6 separate regions of the Homo sapiens genome follow, and all the other regions are linked to region 6. A link is a contact called in ENCODE Hi-C or POLR2A ChIA-PET data. All regions are on one chromosome and are shown on one strand. Each heading gives the region's core, a stretch centred on a gene start or an enhancer-like site at or near the end of the contact. The rest is flanking DNA. Distances are from core to core; before and after follow the strand shown.

Region 1 (3,576 bases), core at 837-3,336, 290 kb before region 6:
ATAGGAATGGTTAATGTCTAAATTTGTCTCTCAGAATGGGGGTCATGTAGCATAGTGGGAAAGAGCTTAGTGTCTCTTCTGCATAGAATCAAACAGACTGGAGCTCTAATTCTAGCTCATCTGCTTGTCACCTGTAGAACCTAGAGCAAAACCTTTTTCGGCTTCAGTTATCACATCTGTAAAATGAGGATAACAATTCCTACTTAAAGTCATTGTGAAGATTAGGTTTAAAAATGAGACATACACCATTTATGATCACTCTGGCCATATAGGATGTGCCCACATTATGGTTCTTTTTGTCACAGTTTACCTAGGGGCTATCCAACAGATATACAATAAAGCCACTAGAAAATCTGGGGAGCAGCTTTACTTCTGAAGCAGCTTTGCTCATATAAACCCACATCTCACAGGCCATATTTTTGCTTTATCCCCTACTCACCTCTGACTGAATCATCGACAATATAGCCAGGTATTTGTGGTTCGTTATCATACTCTTCTGAGTAGTCATAGTCGGCTCCCGAGGACGGTTCACTACTAGAAGGCATTTCACTCACAGGGGAAATCTCACTCCCTGAAGACATCTCACTTCTTGAGGTAACCTCAAATCCATCAGCACTGTGGTCCCCAGAAAATGGTTCACGCTTCCCAGAGTAGGTGTCATTGAGGTCCAATCCAGCAGCATAATGGCCTGCAGGGGAGGGAATAAAGGAAGAAAAGAAAAGGTAAAGTAGGGTGCCTTTCGAGTCAGCTGTGTTAGGTAGAAAAGTTTATCTTTTGACATCAAAGCAGTTATTGCACATGTGCTATTGTTTGTGATTGAGTCATTTCTATGAAAGAAACTTTACATTTTTGCCAGCAAGCAAATTCAGCTGTCCCAATTACAGAAGTGCTTTTCTGAAGTTTTTCTTTTCCACAGATAATCCACATTAATTTCCACATCAAAAAAATCCCGCCAAATTGGCAAATTAATCTAATACAATTACTTGATGGGTAATGTCTAAAAATTCCCATCACTTCACATTCCAAATGCATTTCTTTTTTTGCTAGAATGCCATCCTGGCCTATTTCGGTAGGTTTTAGATACAAATATCAGATTTTCTTCAGATGTGTTCATATTTTTAAAAGATATTTTTAAAAGATGTGTTCATATTTTTAAAAGATGTGTTCATATTTTTAAAAGATATTTTTAAAAGATAATCTTTTAAAATAATATAAACAGTGGTTAATTATATCGATTATTATTGTCATTTTTCATTATCATTATTATTATTACTACATAGACAATAAACTGAGTACTAAGTAAGATTTGGGGCCCAGAGTTAAGCCACTGCTTTATCTTGCTTTTTCTTAGGTCTCAATAAAACAGCATCAGAGTGGTGCTTTTAACCTCTCGCCGGGATACTCTAAGTCCCTCTAGGAAGGTAAAGAAGAAATCACTAGACAGAGATGGAGAATTAGGCAGGAGGCAGCAAACACTGCTGGGTCCAATATCTGCGGAAATCACTTCACCTCTCTAGATCTTGGTCTTTTTAATCTTTTAATCTGTGAAACGAAGGGTTAGGTTCAAATGATCTCTCCCGTCTTCTCAGCTGAACTAAAGAAAAAGTACAGCGATTCTCTGGGACACCTTGTCCTGGACGTTTGAGACATCTGCCCTTCTCTTTTCCTCCTAGGGAGGGAGCTACAGTGATCACCTCCTGCGGCGCAGGGTCGGGGGAACTAAAGGGCGATTTTTAGAGAAGCAAGAGCCAAACTCAAGAGGCAAAACCTGCCATGGGAGGAGAGCCCAGCAGTTCAGCGCCGGTGAATCCTCACCTGAGCCGAGTATCAAGAGCGACAGCACCACCGGCGCCGGCGGTAGCAGCGGGGCTCTCATTGGTCCTTCGCAGCGGCGGCGTCTCGGTCTCTGGGGCAACTCGGTCTCTGGGACACGAGCTGCCGCCAAAACGAGCGGGTGTTGGAAGAGCGAGTGGAGACCGGGAGTGTGCGCCGCTCTCGAAGGCTTGGGGAGCTCGGGGCGGCGGGCGCGGCGCCTCGGGCTGTCCCGGGACCTCTGGGGCGCTGGCACCCAGGTGTGCGAACGTCTGTAGGGCGGCGCGCACCTGCCGCTTTATAGGCTCAGCCGGGAGGGGGCCGCAGCCCATGACGTCAAGGCCCGGCCGTGGGTGGAGGCAGGCGGCGCCCCAGAAGGTGCTACCCGAAAACCACGCGCGGAGGACACACGCCCCGCCTCCCTCGTGCGTAAGGATTCGCTGAGAGGAAGTGGAACTTAAACCTCTAGCTGCAAGCCGTTTTTGAGGGCGAGCAGGACTGGAGTTCCGGAGCTAGTACCTGACAGAAGTCCAGATGTTTCAAACTCTGACAACCTCTTTGTATACTTAACATCTACAACAGACAGGGATTAAATAGAAGAGTTCCGTATTTAGATGTAAAAGTACTTTAAGACCAAGAGTGACTTTGCCTGATGTTTCCAACAAGGATAAAGGACGAGAGAACTCAATGAGGAATTGCTTCATGTAGGATGGGCTTCTATCTCAATCAAGAGCCCCTTCCCACCCATTTCTGTGAAGTGGCCAGAATTTCAAATCCCCTCACTCCCTATTTCTTTATGTGGCCCAGGGGCCTCATCAACATTAATATTTATTGATGATTTATTATTGCCAAATTATGCACTTAAAATTTTACCTACACCATCTCACAGCCGATAATGTTCAAAGCCAGGTGGATATGAATTCTTCATCTGACTCTGAAATCTGCTGTTTTCCTCTCTGATGAATTTAGGTTTAAACTGATCCTTGAAAAGAGGGTTTCTGGGAAGAACAATATTTAGCCTAAAGGATAATTTCTACTGGTGGCATACTGGCATTTAGGTGAAGAGTAGTGCTCTAGACTGTGCCTCTCAAATCCCAAGATAAAAAGGTCAGCGTTGAGGGCCCACTTACAACCTAGTAGGATATTTAATCATGACAAGTAGATAAAATGAAGCGGAGACAGGAAGCTACTTAATTTGACTAACTTGGATGTACTGTCAACTAAAGAACTGGATTTTTCTTGACTTGAGGAAGAGAAAAAGCATTGTTCATTTTCCTTCACCTGGAGATATGATTCTTTCCTGATTGTTTCAGTAACACAGCCCTTTTAAGAATGTAGGTCAGGCCAGGCGCAGTGGCTCATGCCTGTAATCCCAGCACTTTGGGAAGCCGAGGCGGGTGGATCACCTGAGGTCAGGAGTTCGAGAGCAGCCTGGCCAAGATGGCAAAACCCCATCTTTACTAAAAATACAAAGGAAATTAGCTGGGCGTGATGGCGCGCGCCTGTAGTCCCAGCTACTCGGGTGGGCTGAGGCAGGAGACTCCCTTGAACCCGGGAGGCAGACGTTGCAGTGAGCCAAGGTCATGCCACTGTACTCCATCATGGGTGATAGAGCAAGACTCCGACTCAAAATAATAATAATAATAATAATAATAATAATAATAATAATAATAACGTGAGTCACAGTGCATCTGTCCTAATTCTGGAAATTTTTTTTTAAAAATCACTTATTTTTAATGGTATATCACAGTGCGTAGTCCAAAT
Region 2 (3,718 bases), core at 645-3,144, 470 kb before region 6:
ATTTTTGTTTTCTGATGCTTTTTTCTGTGCTGTTTTCTGCTAGTAACAGAGTTCCAGCATCCAGTCTCCTGCTTTGAAATCTATTTGCAGTAGTGGCAGCTTTTTGACTCCTTCATCACAGCTCTAGTGGCATGTCCTTGAATGAAAGAGTTTTGGTAGCAGTTTCAATTTCCAGTACTGATCCTTGACTGATACAATGATTTCCTCCCTCTGATAGTCATGTTCTTTTTTTGTTGTTGCTATGTTAATGTATCCTGTCAAGTTACAATCAGCTTTTGACAACCTGGGAACCATTTGTTTCTTTAGGATATTTATGTACTTTTCTGCCTTATGACGTCTTGATTCTACATTTGCTCTTGGAGAACAATATTGTTTCCAAGCTTAAGGAAGCATTTAATTTTTGCCTCCTTTACAGTCTATAGAAAAAAGTAAAATGTGTACTGAGAAGATGTTTCAACACATGTTAACAGGTGTAGAAATCACAAGTAAGTGATGGGGAACATCACCACAAATGTGAAAGTACATTACACAATAATGCTATTACAAGTCATTTTATAATTGTTAGAATGTATGCTCCTCCATACTCTACAAGTTAAATTGCATTGGACCAGATCTTCTGCCTGTGAAACAGTCACTTTATTTTCTCTTTGGAGAACAACCTCAACAAGTCATCAGGACTGTGTAGAGAAGCTTAGCCATTTTATGCAAGTCACAGCTAATACAGGGTGAGGCCATGAAGAATGATGCTTGTTTTTTCACATGGCCAAAGAATCTATAATTTGGAAAGCTTAATATTTCACATAGTCTTCTTTCATCTTCCAAACTCAAGGTAATATCAGAAATGATATTTCCTCGCAAAAATCATAAGATGTGACTGCCTCCTCCTTTCCTCAAAGCCGTCAGACTGATCTGAGGTAAAACTGTTTTGGACTTAACCCAGCATTTGGTATATCATCTAATGTTCAACAGGAAGTAATCCACTGACCAACTAACCATCGGCTTCTTCTCAGGAACCAATAATTATTTCTATATTTTAAAAATAGCTAAGATACATTTATGCCTATGACACAACAATCCTGTTCCTTCTTACCACCAATTGCAGCTCCTCGTCTTTATCTGCTCATTATATTCAACTGTGTCTAAATTAGCAAACCTAGGCTACAATCCTTTCGTTCAACAGAACAGGTAACTTTAGCTCACACTGACAAATGCAGGCTTTGCTTGCTTAGAAATACTTTTTTCTAAGGTAGTTTCTAAGAAAAGAAGAGAAGAGGAAATACTGGAAGCTCAAAATTAGGTCTGGCCCACCAGGCATTCACCTATTTTAAAATATTATACTATAATTTTGTTGTGGTTAGGAAAGAACCAAGGGCCTTTGTATAGGAGAGAGAAGTGTGGATTCAATGAGGTCATCTTGACAGGATGTGTCCCCAGTTCCCTTTAGTGACTCATTGTAAATTAATTTTCCATCAGTATATTTAAACTGTACTTTGACTTCATTTTGTTCTCACTTTGTGCAGTATGTTAGGATGTTTATTGCTACATAAACTTTGTGGTTATTGTGGTTCTCAAGTTATCTCTTTAAAATCCCACGAGTCCTGGAACTCACTAAGCAAGACTGTCACCATTCTTTAAGAAGCAGAAGATGATAGTTGAAAAATAAAAACAAGAATGTAGGTTAAAAAAGCAGAGGAGAGAGTAAAATGAGAAAATAAAAGAAAACATTTCTTTTTTCCTTTGTCATTCTATTCTCTGTCTTTGAGTGCTTATCTTCTACTGTCTTCAGTTTATACAATTAGGTTGTCTTCTGTTTTTTCTGCGTTATTGTCTATTTCGTTTTGAAGCCAGGGGTCATTGATGAGTAATGCATCATTGGCACCTTGTGCCGTCAGGTAGAACAGAAAATAGGAGCCGTGTTTCTCCATTCATCTTTGGGCTTTTACACTGCATAGGATGCTGGCCTCAGAAATAACAACCACTGGTGCCTCACCATTATTAAAACAGTATATATTTGTATAAGCTTATTGTTTTCCAGAAGCTTTCATTGTAAGTTCCACCCTTGGTAGTGTCTCTCCACTTGCCTTTGTTCTGTTCTTTACACTGGAGGAATTCACTCTTTTCACATCACAAGTTTTCCAGTATTTGAAAAACTTATCAAGTCTTCCATAGGCCCTTTACCCTCAAGCTAAGACTCTCATTTGGCATGCATTTAAACTCTTCATTACACAGGTCATTTTTTTCTAGTTGGTCAAAATCCTTAAAATGTAGCACAGAGAACTGCAAAGACTCCTCTTGACTCTTACCTCCCTTGATCCAGAAAAGGTACTTAAAAAAATCATAAGTTAATATTCCGTGTCTTTTCACACTTTTAACATATATTGAACCTGAGGCCAACTAAAATTTCCATATCTTTTTTATAAGCCAGGTTGCTACCATATTTTGCATATTTTTGTTTTCACCTTACATGAAGGACTTTATTTTTTTTTAACTTTCAACTTGTTTGTTTTAACCCCCAACTCCTGGTTGTTAAAAACAATTTTGAATCTTGAGTTTGTCAGTTTATTGAGCTACACCCTTAATTTTGATAACAACATTTTCCAATGACCTTGAAGATGAGAACATTGCAGCTATAGAATGTGGTCCTTTGTAGCTGTTCAATACAATTAAATTGAACATTAACAGGTTGGAGCTCTCTGTGAAGCCATGATAGAGAATTATCCATGAAAGAGCATCTTATTACTACAACTACTATTATTATCTCTTCAGCTTCATGTTTCACCACTCCTACCCTCCTTTCCCTTCAGTTTTCTGGGTTCCAGCCACCATGGCTTCCCTCACTTCTTCAAACATGCCAGGCTCCCTCCTGTCCAGTCCCCTACGCAGTCTTCTCCCCTTCATCTCCCTATTTCCTCTGTTTGCCTAGAGAACTTAGACCCTGCCTTCAGCCTCAGCACTCTCTGATCCCCAAGATTAGGACCGTTCCATCTTGCCTCTACTTTTGTGATTATTTTATTAATATTTGCCTCCCCTGATAGTGGAAGTAGTAGTTTATTTTGCTTACTACTGTACCTTTTGTGCCTGACGCAGTGTTTGACACAGAACAATGCACCATTACTATTTTAAATGCTTTGGCTCATAAACTTCTGTCATGTCATGTCACATCATGCCAGTAGGTGACACCAAAATGCATATTATCTGTGACGAAGCCCCTGAACTACAGCTGTGTTTTCATCTCAGCATAGTCTGAAGCCCAAGAGCAGTTCAGAAAGTCTGTTTCTCAGTTTTTTAGGAGTGGAAAAAGTTTGGGAATTCAATATATGCTTATATTTATATTCAAATAAATATTACCTAGCTGTGAGTAATCTTCCAAGTGCATTATTAATAATTTAAAAATTTGATATTCACAAATTAAAATATTACCCTTCTAAAATTTGAGGGTCCTAATTTAATATTCTGCTAAGAAATCCCACTGTCAAGCAATGCTTAGCAAGAACTTTTAACGCACACTTAGATTGTTGGGATTGCCCGAATTTTCAGAGAAGATTCTCTAACCTTGTTATAATTTTAGGATTGTTTTAAGCTAGCTATGGTTTTCAGTTGCTCCTATTTTTGCATTATTTAATTTATGTATAGAATTATTCCTAGGTTACACTTTTCCTGATGGCTTTGTTCCTGCGTAATTGCTGAAATGCTGCTATTATAATTATTCCTCCCTAAT
Region 3 (3,324 bases), core at 669-3,168, 450 kb after region 6:
ATCAGTAGCTCCATCTTTCCAGTCTCTCAGCCTAAAACTGCAGTGACATCTTCAACCCCTCTGTGGTTTCTATGGCCTCTTGATTTCCATTCAGTCTGTTTCAGCTACATTGATTTTTTTCCCTTTATCTCACAAGGCGTTGAGTCTTTGCAATAGCTCTTTCCTCTGTTGAAGACTGTTTCCATCTGCTGAAACAGTCTTCTCTCAGATAGCTACCTGACTCCCTCCCTCTCCTGCCTTAGAATTTTTGCTTCTCTGTGAAGGTTTTTTTGACTGTCCTATTTACAATTCTAACTCTCACCATCTTCAGCTCCTCATCTCTTCCTGCAGCAAATACTTCCTTTCACCTTCTCTGCATTATTTTATTCTTTAATACTTGTAAGCATCTGACATACTATATATTTTCCCTTTTCACCAATTTAGTACCTGACTTTCCATGTTCCCCTCCTTCCTACACACACACTAGAATATAAACTTAAGAAGGGCGAAGATTTTGTCAGGTTTTTTTTTTTTTTCACTGCTCTATGCAGTACCTAGAACAGTGCTTGGAACATTCTAGGCATTCAATATATATCTGTTGAAGGAAACCTCATTTCACAGTTGAAGTAATTGCAGCTCAAACCTTGGCCTAGGTGACACTGGGTGTGAATAACGGCTTGAATGACAAAACCCAGTTCTGTCTGTCTCAACACACATCCTGAGCCATCAGCATCATTTTGCTGTTAATATTTTCTATGTATGTATGTATTTATGTATCTATCTATCTAGTCGGTATCAACTGACTCAAGACTTGAATATATCCAACTGCCAACATGATATCTCACTGGGGAAATAATAGATATCTCACATTAACCTGTCCAAAATCAAGTGTGTTAATTTTCATTAGCGGACAAACAGTTCTGAGAACTAGAGGCTACCAATGGCCCTTCTCTTAGAAGTGTTAGGATCCCTGCTCTGGGAAAGGACAGGACAGGACCAGAGTTCCTTTCTCATGGCCCCAAGTGACTTAGTGTTCCCCTTGCCCTCCTGCCATGAAGCTCATGACTGTGCATGCCATATGCCTCATTTTTCCAAGAAGTCTTGTTTGCACATTCTTAATGCTTTGAAGAAACAGTATGCATATACGAATTAAATTCTAGGTAGGAACGATCTATGAACTGCAGAGTATGTTGTTAGAGGTTTCATCAGTGTTTGGAAAATCTTCCTCTTTATACGGGGCCAGTGCAGTGGCTCACACCTGTAATCCCAGGACTTTGGGAGGCCAAGGCAGGCGGATCACATGAGGTCAGGAGTTCAAGACCAACCTGGCCAATATGGTGAAAGCCTGTCTCTACCAAAAATACAAAAAAATTAGCTGGGCCTGGTGGTGGGAGCCTGTAATCCTAGCTACTTGGGAGGCTGAGGTGGGAGAATCGATTGAACCCAGGAGGCAGAGGTTGTAGTGAGCCAAGATGGCACCACTGCACTCCAGCCAGGGCAACAGAGGGAGAATCCATCTCAAATAAATAAATAAATAAATAAATAAAGAAGACATATGGGACAGTACACATCCATTTTTTATTATAAATTAAGACTTTACAAGATAAAAATGAAAGCATAAATGTTAAAGTTGGAGGACTAATAAAAGCCTAGAATGCTTATGTTGTAACAATTTTAAAAATATGCACAGTAAATCTTTAAAAGAGCTGCACATATATTTATGTCATACTAATTAAATTTATAACTCAGAGGGACAGAGTAGAATTGTGGTTAAGAGTGTGGCTTTAAATCCCAATTCTACTACCTACTCCTATGTGATCTTGGACAAGTTGCTTAACCTCTCTGCATTCAGTTACTAATCCATAAAACTGAGATAAAAAGAGCACTTACCTGGAGTGTTGCTGCGAGAATTTGTATGTTAACACAGATGAACTGTTATGAAAGTGTTGTCATTGTTATTATGGGTCTTAATCTCCACATGTATAATGTGACTGGAAAACCCGGTTCAATGACATCATAAAGGAGCTGCTTAAAACTTATAGAGTAGTGCTTAAGAACACACTCTAAAGTCGGATATTGCTAGATTAAAGACTCATGTCCAAAACTTACTGTCAATGTGGATTTGGACAACATCTTATCCTTTCTACATCTCCTTTCTCAGTCTAAAAAATGGTGCCAGTAGTATCTACCTCAAAATATGGCAAAGAATTAAGGTGACTCTTGTCAAGCCTTCAGATGGAACCTGGCACACAATTAGTGCTAAATAATTGAGAGCTCTCACTCCTACCACACAGAAACAAAAGTAAATTATCAGATGAAAATTTTAAAATGTAGCCCAGAGAATTATCTGATATATATAGTCTTACATTCTATCCCCCTGCCAAAAAAAAAGTGGGGGAAGGAAAGAAGGAAGGAAGGAAGGAAGAGAGGGAGGGAGGGAGGAAGGAAGGAAGGAAAAAAGCAAGAAAGGAAGGAAGAGAAAAGTTATTTTACTAAAAAAGCATTGCACTTTCCATTTTATACAACTCTGTTTTGTGATCTGAGGCCTAGATGAAGCCAATTGCTCAGGACACTGGTCACAAAATTCAAGAACTCTTGATAGTCTGAGGTTTGTTCCCCAAACCTAGCCAGAGAACTCATTTCCCTTTTTACAATGACATCAGTTCAATTCAGCGTCCTGGAAAGAAAACACAATGTTTTCACACTTGTCTCTCGTCTCATAGTTATTTACCTTAAAATGAGGCTACATATTTTGGAATAAGTTAAGCAATGGTGGAAATCAGAGAGACCAGACCTTTGTCAGAGTGAACCTGACCCTTAGCAACCTTGCCCAATCTCTCTATTCTTTTCAATAAATCAATTAAATATTAATATGTATTGATATTTATTAAATTAAATATCAATATGTATGGTAGTTTTTATTATGTACGTTGTCAGAGATTTAATCTTTTTCATAAATGAATAATCCACCAATTTTTGCTAAACTATAATCTAAAGGAATGTAATGTTCTGAACTAAATTCTTAAATCTCCACTGGAGTTTTCTATTGTTGTTTTCTATTTTCTAAAAGGATCACAGGCAGAACAATATTTTTTAAGAAGGTAAGTGATCCTTGTATACTTTTGTATAGTCTCAGAATGTCTCTCCTGGCCAAAAATTGTCGTTCTTTGTTCAGAGAAATTGCATTTTAGTGAAACAGTTACCTAGAAGATTCTCTGATGGTGTGATTTATTGTGTGGCAGCAGCCACCTAGTCCAGTTGAAAGAGCACTGGTATAAAGTCAAATCGTTTATAAGTAGAATCCCAATCCCTCTGTTTGCTGCCTGTGTGACTCTGAATAACTGA
Region 4 (3,665 bases), core at 801-3,300, 430 kb after region 6:
AGTGAGCAGACTGCAGCATTGGAGAGTCAGAGGAAGCCTCCTTGAGAGATTGATGCCGAGCTACAAATGGAAGAAAGTAGGAATTGGCTCTGACTATGTGGGCGAGCATTCCAGGCAAAGGGACAGTGAGAGTTAACAGTTAGTTGGGAGCATGACTGGCGTGTATGAGGAACAGTAAGGAGGCCAGTGTGGCTGGAGCAGGGAGAGCTGGTGAATGGGAAAGGAGGACAGACAGCAAGTGGCCACACTAGATAGGCCTTGCGGGTCATCGCAAGGATTCCAGCTTTCACTCTGTGGGGAGAACCATTGCAGTGTCTTTGGAAAATCAGTGACATGATCTGACACTCTGACAGCTAGGGTAAAAAGGAGTATGGCAGGAGGAAGGGAAGCAAAGCAGGATAACCAGTTAGAGGGCATGATGGAAATCCAGGAGAGAGATGATAATTGCTTACATTAGACAAGCGTGGTGACTAGTGGTCAAATTCTGGATAATTTAAGGTAGAGACAGCACAAAACCCTGAAGGATTAGGTATAAGACATGAGAAAAAGACAAAAGTCACAGACGATGAAGACTTCAGGTGTGAGCAATTGGAAGGATGGAGCAACTAAACTAAAGTTGCAGAATTATTTGAATGTGGGGCAACTCTTGCTTGATAGAGCTCTTCTGACCACATCCTCAGTGGATATCCTCAATTAGGCAATTAGGCCCATAGTTGTGTGACCCAGTGGCTATGGCTGGTGGTGGAAATAATGAGGAGGCACGGAGGCAGATAGAGGGGTGGGGGGCAGGGTAATATTTATTGTCTTCCAGCTCCTGTACTGGGTTCTTTATAAAAGTTAATTCATTTAATTCTCATCACAAATTTATGTGCTTGGCGCTATTATCTCCATTTTTATGTTTAAGAAAACAGGCTCAGGGAGTTAAAATTGTACACACATAGCAAGCAAGCAGCTGGACCCAAACCTGAATTTAAATCAGCACCCAGGTCTCTGGCCCCAAAGCTTGAGCTCTCTTCCCTCTGCAGAATGAAGTCCAGCCTGGGTAGAGCTCTGGCAGCCCACTTAGTGTTCATGTCCCAGTGGCCCAAGTCTTGAAAACTAGTTTAACAAAACTCTTTTAAGCTTAGTAAATAAGGTTGCAAGAGCATCAGGAAAAGTTTCTGACGGGTCTGAATTTTGTGCTTAAAAGGGTGAAACATGCCCAGTGACCTCACCTCCATTAAATCTATTCAATGACATCTGTGGTTTGTAAACAGTTCATCAAATGGGCGGGGTGGGAGGAGTATATTTGTCCAGGGCTTTGCATTCACAAAAACCCTTAAAGCTGATCTTCAGTGTTATTAACAAATAAGGTCAAGCTGCCAGCCAGAGATATTTTGATAAGATTGAAAACAGAAGACACATAATACTTAACTTTAAAATCTTATCCTGTCCTGAACATAGAATCTGAGTATACTACGAAGTGCTTATACTTTTAATACCACAAATACATTGCAATATATTTGTGCAATCTAAACATGTTAATTTATTAAATATAGGCAGTTAATGTATTTGTAAAAGTTTTATAATTTTGTTGTGACATTTCTCTTCTTTCTCTTTAAAATATTGATATTATTTAAAAAGAAGAATAAGAAAAGAAAGGCGATGACTCAGGCCCACCTTGACCTTCACAAGGGCTCTGTAGTAGAAACTTACAACACAACAAGCCACCACCTACCTTAATAAATATACCACAGTGAGGGAAAAAGAAATTCAGGAAAAATGACATATTTTTCTCTTTTCTGTGGTAAGTAAGTGTCCAAGTACAGGTCTTAAGCTCTGCACAAATTCCAACTTGGATGTTTTTGGAATCTTGGAGCTTGGTAAGGTAACGTATAGTAAGCCCTTAATCATATCTAGTTGGCAATATAGAAAGATTTCTAAAAGGAAAAGGCTCAAACAAGAAATCCTTCTGATAGTCAGTGTATCCCAGTATAAGCCCCACCTTGTGGTCAGAAGGCAGCACTGTCACACTCCCATCCACAGAAGAACTGCTGAAAGGCAGGGCTGGGAGAGTTTCAGTAAATGCAGCCAGAATCTTAGGCAAGCACGTTGTCCTCTATTTCTCAGCTTTTCTCATTTCTGTGGAATGGTACCAGTTCACTTGCTCATTTCCTCTGTGTATGTGTATGTGTGTGCTGTTGTTGGATTTAAACACTGGAGCTTGTCATTTTCTGCATCCACCTCCTCCCAGTTTCATCTTCATTGGAACTTCCACGTCTCTGAAATTAGGCCTCCCAGCAGGGCCCAGTAGCTCACACCTATAATCCCAGCACTTTCGGAGGCCGAGATGGGTGGATCGCCTAAGGTCATGAGTTCGAGACCAGCTTGGCCAACTTGGCAAAATCCCGTCTCTACTAAAAATACAACAATTATCTGAGTGTGGTGGCAGGCACCTGGAATCCCAGCTACTCAGGAGGCTGAGGCAAGAGAATCACTTGAACCCAGGAGCCAGAGGCTGCATTGAGCCAAGATTGCACCACTGCACTCTAGCCCGGATATCAGAGTAAGACTCCATCTCAAAGAAAAGAAAAAGACAAAAAAAAAAAAAAGAAAGAAAGAAAGAAATTACACCTCCCAGGTTAAAACAAACCTGTTTCTTCTTCCATTTACAGTGTTAGGATCAAGAGGACTTGATCAGAATCCCCTTAGTTTGTGAACACCACGAAGACTGAGGTGCAGCCTCAGCAACACTGGCTGGTCAGAGACACTTGTGGCTGTGGACTCTGTGTGTGTGTGTGTGTGTGTGTGTGTGTGTGTGTGTGTGTGTGTGTGTGTGTTGGGAAGGAAGGCAGTCTATCCATCTGTTCAGGGTGAGGAAAGGTGAAAGAAGGATGTGAGAAGGGACAGAAGGAGAATAATTTTTAAAAAGATGGAGAGGGGAAAAAAGGAGACAGAAAGGAAACCTATGCTGAGGTTCCTTGAGCCACTTTAGGGAGGGTATTAGGACCCTGTTTTCTTTCCATTTAAGGGAAAGCAGGCAATTCCTTAATGTGGGGTCTATCATAATAGTAACATCAAAATATCTTTGGAATATGTAGCAATGTAGTATACAAGGTATAGACTTTCTTTTTTAATTGTAGTGAAATACGTGCAGCATAAAATTTATAATCTCATTCATTTTTGAATATATAGTTCAGTAATATTAAGTCTTCACATTATTGCGCAACCGTCATCATCATCTGCCTCCAGAACTCTTAGTACCGAATAAAAGTCTTTGTTCAAATTGAGGCTCTGACACTTACAATCACTTAGTGTCTGAGGCCCCAGTTTCTCTCATGTGTAAATGCTGACTTTAATGAAAAAAAACAATGGAAATGAGTTGTCGTGAGCATTAATAACAATATTTGTAAAATGCTTAGTATAGTAATAAATGATAGTAGCCATTATTTTATTATGATGATTTCCTGGAACTCTTTGTTTTATTATGATGATTTCCTGGAATTCTCGCTGCTTGTTTCCTCTTCATGAATAACATGATCCTAAACCTTCCCATAATCACCTAGTGAAGCTACTTCCCTCCCCACTAGATCAAACATACCCTATTACCCCATAGATTTCTTACATTATTTTGTGTATTGTTTTTTAGAGCTGTGTATTATTTCCTATGGCAGGGAAATGGGACC
Region 5 (3,460 bases), core at 72-2,571, 500 kb after region 6:
TTTGCATTATATAACAGATCTTTCCTTACAAAATGTACATGTACAATAAATTTTTATAAATAAGAATTATTTTGCACTCTTAATATTTCCCATACACTGTACTAGACAACCATGCCCATTATTTCTAATCATCCCATAAGCTCTACAAAGATAGTGTTATTATCTCTCTTTCACAGATTTGGAAACTGAGGCTCAGAGATGTCAAGGGATTTCCAAGGTGACACATCTGATAAACAGTGCTGTCAGGACTTGAGTACAGGTCTTCTTGTCTCCAAAGCTGAAGTTCTTTACTCTGCCCTAACTGCTTCCCTTAAAAACACAAATCACATTTCAAAACCACCAAGTTTGTCATTTTAGTAAATACACAAGATGAATTATTTTGCAAGGCAGAGTTACTTGATGCAATCTCTCTTAATTTGCCTACTTTACACATTACAAAGTTTATGTAGATTTTCCCAAATGTAATCCAAGCTTTGATTTTAGCCCTCACATGGTGAGTTTTAAAAACAAATAACTAACTAGTTATTCCTCCTCCTTTCTTCCTGTTTTCCCCACCTTAACTCCAAGTCTTTTATAGAGTGAAGTTCAATTAAAATAAAATAAAATAGAGTATTGCCATGTAAGTATATTTAGCCTTCCAATTACCTGAAGGAAGTAATAAAGGAATAATTAAAACATTATGGTTCTGTGTGGGTTTAGTGGGCTTGGATGGTAATTTTCCTGACAGGAGCACACAAACTGATGCCCAGTAAGATGCTGCTGTACCCTGTTCTCAAACCACTTAAGAATGATATTCACGTTGCAAAGGAAACTCCCTATTGGGAACCCCTGGTGGGGCTTCCTTTTGAACATTTATACCACGATGTACCAGAACACACTGCTTTTATAGTATCAGACCACCCTCCAGTCTCTGGGTCAAAAGTCTGCTTAAAATGAATCCAGTAGCTGATAAAAATGACCTGAGGATGGAAAGAGAAGCCCCCAAATCACACTGGGCACCACACAGATGCCCAAGCAGATAAAAGTGATGCCTTAGAGAGACCATCAAGTGGCTAGTTCACATGCAAATGTTGCTCCAAGTACTTACAAAGTGAGGAGCTCTATACTAAGTGCTTTATATGCATTTTTCCATTGAATCTTCATAGAAACTCTACAAGAGTCTGTTAATTTTGTTTTACAAATAAAAATGCTGAGAAATGGAGAAGTTAAGTGACTTTCACAAAACCATGTTGCTAGTAAGTGATGAATTAGGAATTCAATGGCCACGATCTAAGTCCAGAGCCCACGTTTTTAGCCCAATACTGCCACTTATAGGTAGGATGTAATATCATTTTCTATAGAGATATTAAAATGGCAGATGCTTGACAGGTCTAACCAGCACCTACTCCCCCTGTTCCTCTCCAAACGGACCCCTATTTTCCTTTAAGGAAATAACTGTAGTGACCACCTGGTAATTACGCAGTAACCATGATTTCTTAGTGGACTGACCCACTTCCAGCTCAGGGGAAGGTCTTCAGCATATTCTTACACCCCTTGCAATGATGGTCAATTTACCTTGGTTCAATCTGAGTAAAGATCTGGAATTATCATTTGGTGATTGTGAGAAGTGATGCTTTCTACTTGGGAAATGAATAAGGAAGTGTGCAGCCTTAGCTGTTACGGCAGCCATCTTTGTGACCATGAGGTTACAGCCAGGCTGAGGATGAAGCCAGCATGAAGACAGAGGCCAAAATCTTGACCAAAAGAAGTCTGATGCTGGCTCTTCCTTTGGTTTACAGTTTTATGAACCAACAAATCTACATTATTGCTTAGTTCCCAAGGAGTTGGGTTCTCTGCAACTGAAAAGTCTTATCTGATACATGGATACCAATACTGTATGCTTTGTTGTCTTGAAATAATTCTAAGTGAGGAATTTACTTTCAGCATGCTATGGTCTTAATAGGAGCTCCATTGTGGACATCTTCCTGAAGATAAAAATATAGAATAGTCTCTAGACAAGCTCACTGCTCAGATAATTGCTCTACTGCTAATCTAGACTCTATAATTTGAAATTCATCATAATAGGTTAATATGAATAAAGGCATTCACAATGAGTCAATTATATTGCTATTCATCAACTTGTGTAAGTGCCTGAAGCACAATTTATGTCAAACTCAAGGAACACAAGCTTCATATCCTGAAAATTTGGGGAAAACGTTATTAGTCATAGGTACCTTTTAAACTAAAAACAGGAAATTTTGTTGTGAAATAAAACATGACCAAACTAATTGTTTCTCATTTTATTCAAAATCGTTTCCCCCATGAAGCTTTCCTCAGGAATTGAAAGAATGATATATACACTTCATGACTCAAGTCTTTCCACTGACCTCACTTACCAAGAGCTGCAGAATGTGGCTCCCCACATTGGCTATGATGCTCACCACAGCCCTTCTTATCATAACAGACCTCTTTCCTATCCACATTCCATGTGCACCTCAGCATGTTTCCTGTGGGTGTCCATTGGTCTTTCTGTTTACTCCCAGATAGTTGGATCAGCTGTACTCAAGATGGGAGGAAACTTCAAAATGTCAAAATGCCTATATAAGCAAATGGCAAGAAGTGTACCAGCCAAAGGCAAACTGGATTGTCATCTCCTTGAAAGTAGTTCTATACTCAAATTGTCTAAAGTGACAAGTATACAAATATATAATGAATATGCATGTATATGTGCTTATACATATATATTAAAATTTATTTGGGAATGAGGAAGATTGTTGAGCATTTGAAAAAATTTCATTGGACTATTAACTTGTCTGAAGAAAAGTATAATGGAAATTGAGGAAATCAGGAAAGGAAATATTGTACAAGTTAGGAAAGTTAACCTGGAAGGCTAGCTTATGATAATTGTGGGTTTTGCCATTGAAACTACTGTTAAAAAACACAACTATTTTTGCATCAACCTAATACATTATCCCATAATTATCCCTTGGAAGTCACCTGAGGGAGAATTGTTTTGCTCTCCAATAAATCTAACCAAGTTAATCTGAAATTACTAAAAGGTAAATTTTTAAAGTTCTCAATGTCCTCCTCCAGGAACACACATGGTGCGGGGCAGGGGGTGGGGTGTCTTACTAAAAGGGCATTAGAAAGAACTTACAGAATGTGGCCTTGTGTCACGTGATTTGGAGGAGGGTTTGAGAAGCATGGCTTTGCTCTAGATCGGATGTTGTTAGGAAGTGATATAAGGTCATGACTGGATCTCTCAATAATTCTTATCTAGGAAGAGGGAAGACTAGAGTCAAGCTAAAACTGTCAGCAATAAACAAGCAATAGCCACTCTAATTAGCCAGGATTGGGAGATATTGGGCCATGTTTGTGATTTAAACAGATTTCATTCTTTGCCTGTGTTCATGCATGGTTACGGAGAGGTCTTGTTTTTGTCTTGATTCACCATGGTCATAGGGTGGCATTGTCTGATGTC
Region 6 (3,662 bases), core at 397-2,896:
AATAGCTTTCCAAAACCTTTGCACTCAACTATTTTAAATTATAAAGAGGTCATTATGTGTAACTTAAAAGTTTTGAATTCTACATGAGTTGGTGTGTGTGTACAAAGCAAGGGGCTACAACCAAATTTTGGGGTTGTAACTGTTGTTTGTAATGACTTCCATTCAATGTATGCAGGTCATGGAGAAGATGGGGAGATGGAGTTGTTTACAGCAAGCTGACAGGGAAATTAATCAAGTTGTACTATTTGAAACAAGTTATCCTCACCCTGAAAAGCACCCCTAAAACAACTGAAATTCAAAAAATAATGATACAAACAAGTAATTTAGAGTGACGGCAAATAATTTCCTCAATTCTTTAAAACAAATAGAATTCTACAGAATCTGCTTTTCCTAGGTAGTAGATCTAGCTGGTAGTTCCAAACTAAGTGGAACATTCTTACCCAACCTACTACAGCTTACACAACTCTGATTCACTGTTATTTTCTCACATATCCTTGTGGAAGACCTAGTCACAAGAAATTATGTCCAAAGCAAATCCTATAGGAAGTAATTTTTAAATTCAGACACTCGAGACTAAGATCTAAATGTACACAATAGGGAGTTAACTGATTTAAATTAAATAAACAGTATCTAAGTTTCCACGTTACCAGTCATTGCTTTTCTAGGGATTGTGCTGGGCACTGGCGGATACAAAAACTCGAGTGAGACACAATTTTGGACGTAAAATGGCAATGAAAGCGCATTTCTGGAAGCCCTGAAAGTCTGAAAACAGAGGCTCTTCTGGACTCACAAGCTCTGGGTCAAGAAGATATATTTTCATCTTGTTAAGACGGATTTTGCAACTAAGACTGGTAAAGCATAAGATAGAAGAGTGCGTACCCTGTTGTATTTGCATGGTTCTTGCCAGCAACCAAGACATGTAATGAATCTAAGTCTCATCACCTGACAGAGGTTTAGGGAGGGAGAGCCATACATGAAAAGACTGAGAAATCTGGATTGATATTTGGTTTTGTGAAACCATAAATAATTTTAGAGTTGGAAAAGACTTAGACAACACTATTAACAAAGGAATTCAGAAACGCAAACATTAGTAAGTCATCTGCACAACGCCTACTCCTTTATTTACGAAACACTAAAATAACCAAAGTAAAAACAAATGTTTGACCAAGCCGACCACGTGTTTTTATACTACCTTTTCTTAGTGCCTCAAATGTCTTCCTAAATCAAGTGCACCTGCTGCAAAGATGGAACATTCTGGTGCGAGAGCCCAGAGCAGAGCACGTTTTCGTTCCCCAAGCTGAGGCAACTGCGACTCGCCCGCGCGACCGGCAAGGCCACCTCACAGACAAGGCTGTCCTCGACCCAGCCCGCCGCCGCGCGGCCGCCCACGAGCCTTGGGCCCCACGCGCGCGAGCGCCGCCCGCGCCCCCGCCGACCTCCCACCGCCAGCGGCTCCGCACCCGGCGCCCGCAGCCCTCGTACCTCACACCGCTGCTCCGAAAGCCCCGGAACGCACTCCCGGGCTCTCCCGGTGCCCTTACGGAGGGTGCTGTGCTTCTGCCCAACGCCGGCGCTCGGCCAAGGCGGCCGCGGAGCAGCGAGAAGCCGCGGACCGGCACCGTCATGGCCGCGGATCCCCGGCTTCCGGACTGGGGCTCCACCTCCCGCGACTCCAGTCCTCGCGGCTGGAGGCCTGGCTCCGCCCTCACCCGGGCTGGCAGGGCAGCAAGTAGCGCTTCCCAGCCAGGTTCCGGCAGACACGCAGAGTGGGGTAAAGAGCGGTTCCCAGGACCGGGGACGGAACTGACAGAGTGCCGGGTCCGCAGGGGGCGGGGCCAGGACCCAAGTCCCGGGCCCTCTGAGGATGTGGAAGCGTGCAGTGTGGCCTGGCGACTGGGCCCCGCACCCAGCCAACATATAGCTGGCATTCCCATAGCGACGGCACAGAGAAGGCCTCCAAACTATCACTTTAGGCAGCACGCCCCACTTTCCACCAAGCCAGAGATCCTGCCCAACAGTCTCCGTGACTACGTGGAATTGGATTTAAAGCAGGAAAGAAGTAATAGGTTCATTGTTTCCCACTTCCTTTGTGAGATTCCTTGGAAGTTGGAGAAAAGAACAAAGGTGTGTGGAGAAGGAGCAAAACCTGGCTGAACAAGGAAGGTCTGGACTTTAGGATTTCTATACTTCTACTTTATCATCTCCACTTTTGGAAGGAAATATTGACCAATATCTGTCTTTTCCTGAGTTATGATCAAGTCGATGCAGGCTAAGAACCCTGCATTGTGTGGTGAGCTTGTGTGGTGAGGAAGCAAAATATCTGCTCCCTCTGAAAAAGTAAAACATTAGACTGTCCATTCATTTTGCAAATTAAGACAGACACACAAAAAACAGTCACAGATAAAACCAGCTGGGAAGTTAACAGGAAACAACTTTTCTCCCAAGGTCAGGCTGCTGCTGTTGAGTCAGAACAACGTCTTTCATAGCTGCACTTTTACTGAGAAAACTTGTTTTTTAAAATCATAGACTGTCAGAAAATATGCTCTTTAAAATCATATCAATAAGAATGGGATACCCTACTCTTTCCTGGCTGATCTAAATCCATTTGACACAAATAAGCAGCCTAGAAGAAAATACAGGAAAAAATCTAGGTGACCTTGGGTTTGGCAATGAGACTTTAGATAAAACACTTAAATCACAATTCATAAAAGAAAAAAACAATTTAAACTTCTGCCATGCAAAAGACACTGTTAATAAAGAAACAAATCACATACTGGGAGAAAATATTCGCAAAACATTTTTACAAGACTTACACCCAAAATATACGAAGAACTCTTGAAACTCAACAATTAAAGAAAAAAGAAAAGCAACTCAGTTAAAAGTGAGCAAAAGATCTGAAAACACCCACCAAAAAAGGCATACAGAGGTCAAAAAAAATGGAAAAATATTCAATATCATTTATCATTAAGGAAATACAAATTAAAACAACAGTGAGATACCACTACACTCCCATTAGAACCGCTGAAGTCCAAAAAATTGATAATACGAAATGCTGGCAAGGATGTGTGGCAACAGGAACTCTCATTCATTGTTGGTGAATAAAAAAATGATTCAGTCACTTTGGAAGACAGTTTGGCAGATTCTTACAAAGCTAAATATCATTTAACCATGCAATCCAGCAACCATGTTCCTATGTATTTACCCAACTGATTTTAAAATATGTCTGCAATAAACCACCATATGAATGTTTATAGCATCTTTATTCATATTCTCCAGAAACCAAGATGTTCTTAAATAAGCGGTGAAATATTCATACAATGGGATATTATTCATCAGTGAAAAGGAGCAAGCTACCAAGCCATAAAAAGACGTAGATGAATCTTAAATACATACTGATAAGTGAAGGAAGGTAGTCTGAAAAGGCTACATACTGCATGATTTTTATTATATGGCATTCTATAAAAGGCAAAATTATAGAGTCAGTTAAAAGATCAGTGGTTGCCAAAGGTTAAGAAGATAGGGTGGAGGTTTGAATAGTGTGTAGCACAGAGGGTTTTTAGGACAGTGAAACTATTTTGTATGATACTGTAATGTTAGACACGTGACACTATGCATTTGTCAAAACCTACAGAACTTTACAACAGGAAGAGGGAAACAAAGTA

Evidence for each region. Hi-C counts contacts between places; a loop is a spot of excess contacts on that map. ChIA-PET counts read pairs that join two places held with the same protein, here RNA polymerase II (POLR2A). Pooled maps may share reads with other maps.
Region 1: a map of CD8-positive, alpha-beta T cell shows a loop between it and region 6 (6-fold over the local background). The contact joins the promoter of AREG here to the promoter of MTHFD2L in region 6. A Hi-C loop is called at or near these places in 5 of 168 maps with a recorded cell type or tissue (CD4-positive, alpha-beta T cell, CD4-positive, alpha-beta memory T cell, CD8-positive, alpha-beta T cell and 2 more), 2 of 37 single-sample maps with no recorded cell type and 11 of 50 pooled maps.
Region 2: a loop to region 6 is called in a map of naive thymus-derived CD4-positive, alpha-beta T cell, with 2.7 times the contacts of the local background. The contact joins the enhancer-like site here to the promoter of MTHFD2L in region 6. A Hi-C loop is called at or near these places in 1 of 168 maps with a recorded cell type or tissue (naive thymus-derived CD4-positive, alpha-beta T cell) and 6 of 50 pooled maps. POLR2A ChIA-PET finds 5 or more read pairs at or near these places in 1 of 52 experiments (activated CD4-positive, alpha-beta T cell).
Region 3: a map of ascending aorta shows a loop between it and region 6 (2.1-fold over the local background). The contact joins the promoter of UMLILO here to the promoter of MTHFD2L in region 6. A Hi-C loop is called at or near these places in 1 of 168 maps with a recorded cell type or tissue (ascending aorta), 2 of 37 single-sample maps with no recorded cell type and 7 of 50 pooled maps. POLR2A ChIA-PET finds 5 or more read pairs at or near these places in 3 of 52 experiments (GM10248, MCF 10A and activated CD8-positive, alpha-beta memory T cell).
Region 4: a loop to region 6 is called in a pooled map, with 2.6 times the contacts of the local background. The contact joins the enhancer-like site here to the promoter of MTHFD2L in region 6. A Hi-C loop is called at or near these places in 4 of 37 single-sample maps with no recorded cell type and 6 of 50 pooled maps. POLR2A ChIA-PET finds 5 or more read pairs at or near these places in 2 of 52 experiments (GM10248 and activated CD4-positive, alpha-beta T cell).
Region 5: a loop to region 6 is called in a map of endothelial cell of umbilical vein, with 8 times the contacts of the local background. The contact joins the enhancer-like site here to the promoter of MTHFD2L in region 6. A Hi-C loop is called at or near these places in 1 of 168 maps with a recorded cell type or tissue (endothelial cell of umbilical vein) and 5 of 50 pooled maps. POLR2A ChIA-PET finds 5 or more read pairs at or near these places in 2 of 52 experiments (BJ and H1).

The regions. Positions count from the first base shown.
Region 1 is chr4:74,443,646-74,447,221 of GRCh38, reverse strand. AREG (amphiregulin) reads right to left here and starts at 2,086. Exons shown (of 6, transcript NM_001657.4): 1 at 1,816-2,086; 2 at 440-688. The coding sequence starts at 1,876. RefSeq lists a silencer at 619-819.
Region 2 is chr4:74,622,692-74,626,409 of GRCh38, reverse strand. No RefSeq gene overlaps it. Among named protein-coding and RNA genes, the nearest start is that of BTC, 170 kb to the left of the region's middle. RefSeq lists a silencer at 3,001-3,295. Within about 2 kb of position 1,894, at least 6 of the 41 ENCODE cell types and tissues checked have a DNase peak (open chromatin) inside an H3K27ac peak, as active enhancers do.
Region 3 is chr4:73,708,941-73,712,264 of GRCh38, reverse strand. It overlaps UMLILO (upstream master lncRNA of the inflammatory chemokine locus), which reads right to left and starts at 1,918. Exons shown (of 3, transcript NR_186371.1): 1 at 1,870-1,918. All of the region lies in intron 1 of INKILN (inflammatory MKL1 (MRTFA) interacting lncRNA), which reads left to right.
Region 4 is chr4:73,728,081-73,731,745 of GRCh38, reverse strand. No RefSeq gene overlaps it. Among named protein-coding and RNA genes, the nearest start is that of INKILN, 8.8 kb to the right of the region's middle. Within about 2 kb of position 2,050, at least 3 of the 41 ENCODE cell types and tissues checked have a DNase peak (open chromatin) inside an H3K27ac peak, as active enhancers do.
Region 5 is chr4:73,660,717-73,664,176 of GRCh38, reverse strand. No RefSeq gene overlaps it. Among named protein-coding and RNA genes, the nearest start is that of RASSF6, 42 kb to the right of the region's middle. RefSeq lists a silencer at 2,345-2,550. Within about 2 kb of position 1,321, at least 4 of the 41 ENCODE cell types and tissues checked have a DNase peak (open chromatin) inside an H3K27ac peak, as active enhancers do; they include endothelial cell of umbilical vein, where a contact is called at or near this core.
Region 6 is chr4:74,156,102-74,159,763 of GRCh38, reverse strand. It overlaps MTHFD2L (methylenetetrahydrofolate dehydrogenase (NADP+ dependent) 2 like), which reads right to left and starts at 1,646. Exons shown (of 8, transcript NM_001144978.3): 1 at 1,483-1,646. The coding sequence starts at 1,625. RefSeq lists enhancers at 992-1,748, 1,749-2,507.